2 separate regions of the Homo sapiens genome follow, and region 1 is linked to region 2. A link is an interaction called in ENCODE POLR2A ChIA-PET data of the cell type or tissue named here. Cell type or tissue: PC-9. All regions are shown on one strand. Each heading gives the region's core, and the rest is flanking DNA. Links, peaks and the distances in the headings are about the cores only. Region 1 overlaps MYL12B (myosin light chain 12B). Region 2 has its middle 29 kb from the start of LPIN2.

Region 1 (2,925 bases), core at 221-2,720, 230 kb after region 2:
CAGATTACATTGGATGTCTTGAGCGGGTCCATAAGTGCTTAGCCTAAACCAATTCATTTTAAATCCCTGTAACTTTTTGTACCCTAGCGTTCTCTTCACACCTTTTGGTTACAGTTTTTCTTCCCCCCAAAAAATGCTGCAAGTGAGTTGGGTTAAATCTGGAGGTAGAAAAGTAGATCTTTTTAGCTACTTTAACTTATTCAGTGAATCTTGAGTTTAATTTTGGGCTAATTTTGATATTGGAACATTGAGTAAGTGTAATCAGGTAGGACTGCAATGCAGTGAAATAGATGCCAACATGATGTTTACATTTCACCCAAATTCCCAGAATTAAAACTTACATATGAACTATAATGGTAGCTTTGATTGTCATTCTAGCTTTGACTTAGTTGGGTATAATTTTGAGATGGTTCCTTAGATATGAATATCTGACTAATAGATGTTCTTTTCATGTAAAATCATATAAACTTAATGTTGGAAGATACCTTTGAGATACCAACTTTAACCAGTCAATGTTAGACTTTTTTAAAAAAAGAAGTAAATTCTACATAAGGCAGCACTGAACGAAGGATCTGGAATACTGGGTTTGAATGCCAGTTCTGCCACTTCCTCCTATATCACACAACCAGTGGTAGAACTGGGATTCAAACCCAGTATTCCAGATCCTTGGTTCAGTGCTGCTTTTCCCACACCACGGGGCCTCAAAAACACTCCCACCATGTCTGGCCATTCCAGGGAGATTTCTTTCAGCTCCTAGGGAAAGGTCAGGGGAGTTCCCTCACCACTGCACTAAAAGAAGTGTTCACACTTGGAATGGAGATTAAGATTTCCCATTACAAACAATACCAAAGAAGACCACAGTTCAATGACATGTGTAAACAGTGTTTGAAGATATCTAACATTGTTCAAAATAAGCTGCCAATTCAAAACCATGCTAATAGTTTAAACTTAAATGGCCAACTTATAAATACAACTTTGAAGCATATCAACTTATGGGCATCTGTACCACAACTGGAAGTGTGAATATTTAGATTTTTTTGTATGACTGGTATTGAACTGACTCCCCGATGGACCATTGATGTTATCAACATTCAGGATGTAGGCCGGGCGCGGTGATGCACGCCTGCAATCCCATCACTTTGGGAGGCCAAGGCAGGTGGATCACTTGAGCTCAGGAGTTCAAGACCAGCCTGGGCAACATAGTGAAACCCAGTCTTTACAAAAAACAAAAAATTAGCAGGGCATGGTGGCACATGCCTATAGTCCAAAAAAAAAAAAAAAAAAAAATTAAGATGTAATAATGTGGCACTGCCTGGCTTCAGGTTTTTGTTTTGTTTTTAATGAAAAATAATGAACAGAAAGTTCACATAAACGAATAAATAACCTTCAATATAAGCCTGGAATACATTTTTATAATGATGTATCCAATATTTTTTAAGTTGTCAAAAATAATCTTTTTAAAATGTTCTTAAAGTTAATTGAAAAATTAGTTTCAAATGATGTACATTTTAAAAATATGTTGGGGAGCATAATAATAGTGAAATAACTATTGAAATTAAATGTTTTTGTCTTTAAATGTTAAAATGTGTATTCTTACAGGGAAGAATCCCACTGATGCATACCTTGATGCCATGATGAATGAGGCCCCAGGGCCCATCAATTTCACCATGTTCCTGACCATGTTTGGTGAGAAGTTAAATGGCACAGATCCTGAAGATGTCATCAGAAACGCCTTTGCTTGCTTTGATGAAGAAGCAACAGGTGAGTGCTATTTGTTTATGCCCAGCCTCATTCCACACTATATAAAGTACTTCTGTGAAATAGAAGGGGTTTTCTTTTTTTACCTTTAGAAAATATTTGCTTAAGAATAATTTTGTAAGCATATGATCTGTTTCTGAGCTTTTAAATGATTTGATCTAATATTAACACAGAACTCTAAGAATAATTGGAAAACATAATGATATAGTTCATATAGCCTTAGTTCACTAACTTACTTTGTTTATAGATATGGATATTCTGAAATATTTTATACGATTGACAAGCTTTAGGAATGAACCATCAAAGTGCCAGGAAGTATTGATGACTGCTTTCTTCTTTCTATTGTCTTCCAGGCACCATTCAGGAAGATTACCTAAGAGAGCTGCTGACAACCATGGGGGATCGGTTTACAGATGAGGAAGTGGATGAGCTGTACAGAGAAGCACCTATTGACAAAAAGGGGAATTTCAATTACATCGAGTTCACACGCATCCTGAAACATGGAGCCAAAGACAAAGATGACTGAAAGAACTTTAGCTAAAATCTTCCAGTTACATTGTCTTACTCTCTTTTACTTCTCAGACACTTCCCCCACCCTCATAGAACCTGTTGCATGCAACTTAGTTTCACAGCTTTGCCTCTTCTTTTTGATGTATTTATTCCAGACCTTTCTGCCACTTAGCACTTGTATAATCAGACTGGAAATGGGGATGAGGGTGTAAATTGTATTGAAAAAGATCGCGAATAAAAATCAACAAATGTGAAAGCCCAGAAAAATATATTCGTATTTCTGGTTTTGCTGGATTTTTACATTTTTATATAATAAAAATGTTATTTTGAAATAAAGATTATGCTGACTCAAATGCAATGTAATGGCAAGTTAAACAAATGATTGATAGGTGGGGGTAGTCCTTTTTTCAGGTTTTCAACTTCATATGATTCAGGTTTTATGGTAAAATTGATTTTTCACATATATGGGACAGTGTTCTTCAGAACTTTTAAGTACCCTTTAACATTATTATGCAGTAAAAACTAGTTATGCCATTGTTTTTCACGCTTCTAGTCAGATGTTTATTAAATGATAAATATAGAATGTATCTGGGAAAACATTAAACATTGCGTTCATCTAAGATTCTGAGAAGAGGCAAAATTCCGAAGATTAGTTAT
Region 2 (2,925 bases), core at 153-2,652:
CCCAGGAGTTTGAGACCAGCTTGAGCAATATAGGTAGACCCTGTCTTTACAAAAAAATTAAAAATTAGCCAGGTGTGGTGGTGAACGTCTGTAGTCTCAACTACTTGGGAGGCTGAGGCAGGAGGATTGCTTGAGCCTGGGAGGTCGAGGCTGTAATGAGCCATGACTGTGCCACTGCACTCCAGCCTAAGCAACTGAGTGAAACCCCATCTCAATAATAATAATAATTGGCAGGCGTGGTGGCTCATGCCTGTAAGCCCAACATTTTGGGAGGCCGAGATGGGTGGCCCACTTGAGGTCAGGAGTTCCAGACCAGCCTGGCCAACATGGTGAGACCGCCCCGCAATGTCTACTAAAAAAATACGAAAATTAGCCAGGTGTGATGGCACATACCCGTAATCCCAGCTACTCAGGAGGCTGGGGCAGTAGAATCACTTGAATGCAGGAGGCAGAGGTTGCAGACAGCCAATATCGCACCACTGCACACTCCAGCCTAGGCCACAGAGTGAGACCCCGTCTCCAAAAATAATAATAATAATCCTGACAATCATATTTTTATTAAAATGAGTAAGTGGATTAGATGGGGAGAAAAGGTGCTCTTTCTTGATAACTGGCAGACCGAGGTGACCTCTATGTCAGGAGACGATTGTGGCATTGTCCTCACCACTGTTCGCCAGCCATCTTTGTCTCTGCAGGGGCGGCACAGCTGGAATTCTGAAAGAACCTGCTCCTCTAAAACATAGATCCCAGATCTGAGCTTTAAGGGCCTTTGTTAAAATAAAATGTGTTTTTCCAAAGGGATTAGCATTTTACACTAGTAATCCTCTCACTCAGCTTGGAGGGCACAGAGGAAATGCAGCACAAACATGAACATCTTGAGGAGGCTCGTTCTTGGGATGGGTGGGTTGTCATGGGAGGCATATCTAGAACAGGTATCAGAACCCGAGGGGCTGGAGATTTGATCAACCAGGAACCAGTATCAGGTGAGTAGGCTCCAGGCAGAATGCACAAAAGGAAAGTGTGGAGTACAAACAAGAAGAATGAAGCTGGACCAACTGCTCTGGGGCTCACTTATTAGTTACATATATTGGGAGCTGTTTCTGTGGGAGAAATGGATCCTAACATTCCCCAGCTGTCCCGCCACCTCCGTCAAACCTCAGGAAAGCAGCGTAAAACCTGCTTTGTAGAAAGAAAATTTCTTCCATAAAGTGAGGCATCCCGTTGCTTTAATTATCCCAATACTCAGAGTGAAAATATGATCTTATATGTTTATTTGCCTAAAACTTAACTCCAGTTGTCACAACAAAGCAAAGTGAAGGAGGAAGTAAGACCCAAAAACATATTTTATAGACAGCTGCCATCTGTCTTGATGAAACTATTAAAGCCTCCTCAAGAACAAGCCTCTTGTCCTGATTCTTATCTTCTGTTTTATCCTCTCCCACTTTTCATCTGTCCCTCGGCTCAAATGACAGTGATTACAGCCATAGTAGTAAACTCTGAGGAGAAAGAGACTAATGGGAATTTCCTTTTTCCAAGGCAGCACAATAGAGGAAATCCTTAGGTTTTTTGGGGAGCAGCTGTCATTTCCACCAGCCAACCTAGTCAAGGACATGTGTTCTCTGAATACTCTAGCAGCAGGTCACAGATTCATTGAACAAAGGTGGGTTCCCACCTGTGGGCTCCTGGGCTGTGGGAAAGAAAATAACAATGGTGGAAGTGTTGAGAGACTTGGTTTCATTCTTCCCTCCCTTACATATCACTTGACCCTGATGGCTTGATTGACTTCACCTCCCTTAACATTAGTTTGCTTATCTATAAAATGAGGTCAGTAACCTGAGCACAAACTGCCTCACTGGGGTGACGTATTACTTGACGCACATGAAAGTACTTAGAAACATATTTCATACACAAAATAGTTTCAGTAAATTTTGTAAGGCAACCCCAGTAAGAAAATCCCACAAATAGGAATTCCTGATTTTGTATACTGCAGTGATTTCTGTATTCCAGAGGGGAACAGAGGCCTTTCTTATTTCTTTTTTTTTGAGATGGAGTCTCGCTCTGTCGCCCAGGCTGGAGTGCAGTGGTGCGATCTCGGCTCACTGCAAGCTCCGCCTCCCGGGTTCACACCATTCTCCTGCCTCAGCCTCCCGAGTAGCTGGGACCACAGGCGCCCACCACCACGCCCGGCTAATTTTTTTGTATTTTTAGTAGAGACGGGGTTTCACCGTGTTAGCCAGGATGGTCTCGATCTCCTGACCTTGTGATCCGCCCGCCTCGGCCTCCCAAAGTGCTGGGATTACACGTGTGAGCCACTACGTCTGGCCTCTCATTTCGATAATATGGTTTTTTTGCCCTTTGGAAAATTACCCTTGGAAAAATGAGGCAGGAAGCACAGGGAGGGGGAAAGCCCCTTCCTGAAGGCCTACTATGTGCCACGTGCTCTCCTAGGCACTGTTAAAAATGAATAAACCCCTTTAATCCTGGCAAAATCTCCATGTGGGAGACAGTGTAGTGTCCTTATCCCCACTTTAGAGGAGGACTTGTGGGGAGGGGGTCTAACTTTCCCACAGTGAGAAAGGGGTGGAGGTGAAGCCAATCTGCCTAACCCCAGGATTCTGCCGCTGGACTGTGCTTAACTTGCTTGCTGATCTACTGGGGAAAGGTGATAGCAGAGTTACCAGCGGAGCAAAAGTTACACACAAAGCACCTATTTATTTTTCCCCAAGTGGCCTTTAATTAGTCATGCTTTTAGCACAAGATAACCTTTGATTGTGCGTAGCAAGGTTCATTTTGAATAGGTTCAGCTTAATAACGTCAATACTGCTCCACCTTCATTGAAATATTTAACAAAATATAATCTGAGGCTGGGTGCGGTGGCTCATACCTGAAACCCTAGCCCTTTGGGAGGCCAATGTGGGAGGATCA

What was found. Peaks named below come from ENCODE experiments on the same cell type or tissue, not always from the same donor. Only the 100,000 strongest peaks of a DNase experiment are listed, where the experiment ranks them.
Region 1: POLR2A ChIA-PET joins it to region 2 with 26 read pairs; 2 of 35 experiments call an interaction of 5 or more read pairs at or near these places.

What each region holds. Positions count from the first base shown.
Region 1 is chr18:3,275,654-3,278,578 of GRCh38, forward strand. It overlaps MYL12B (myosin light chain 12B), which reads left to right. Exons shown (of 4, transcript NM_033546.4): 3 at 1,600-1,761; 4 at 2,112-2,808. The coding sequence ends at 2,284. Among named protein-coding and RNA genes, the nearest start is that of MYL12-AS1, 15 kb to the left of the region's middle. In PC-9, for the core only: no CTCF peak of the experiment used is centred there; no DNase peak of the experiment used is centred there.
Region 2 is chr18:3,040,727-3,043,651 of GRCh38, forward strand. No RefSeq gene overlaps it. Among named protein-coding and RNA genes, the nearest start is that of LPIN2, 29 kb to the left of the region's middle. In PC-9, for the core only: no CTCF peak of the experiment used is centred there; a DNase peak (open chromatin) is centred at 1,335; H3K27ac peaks cover 1,257 bases.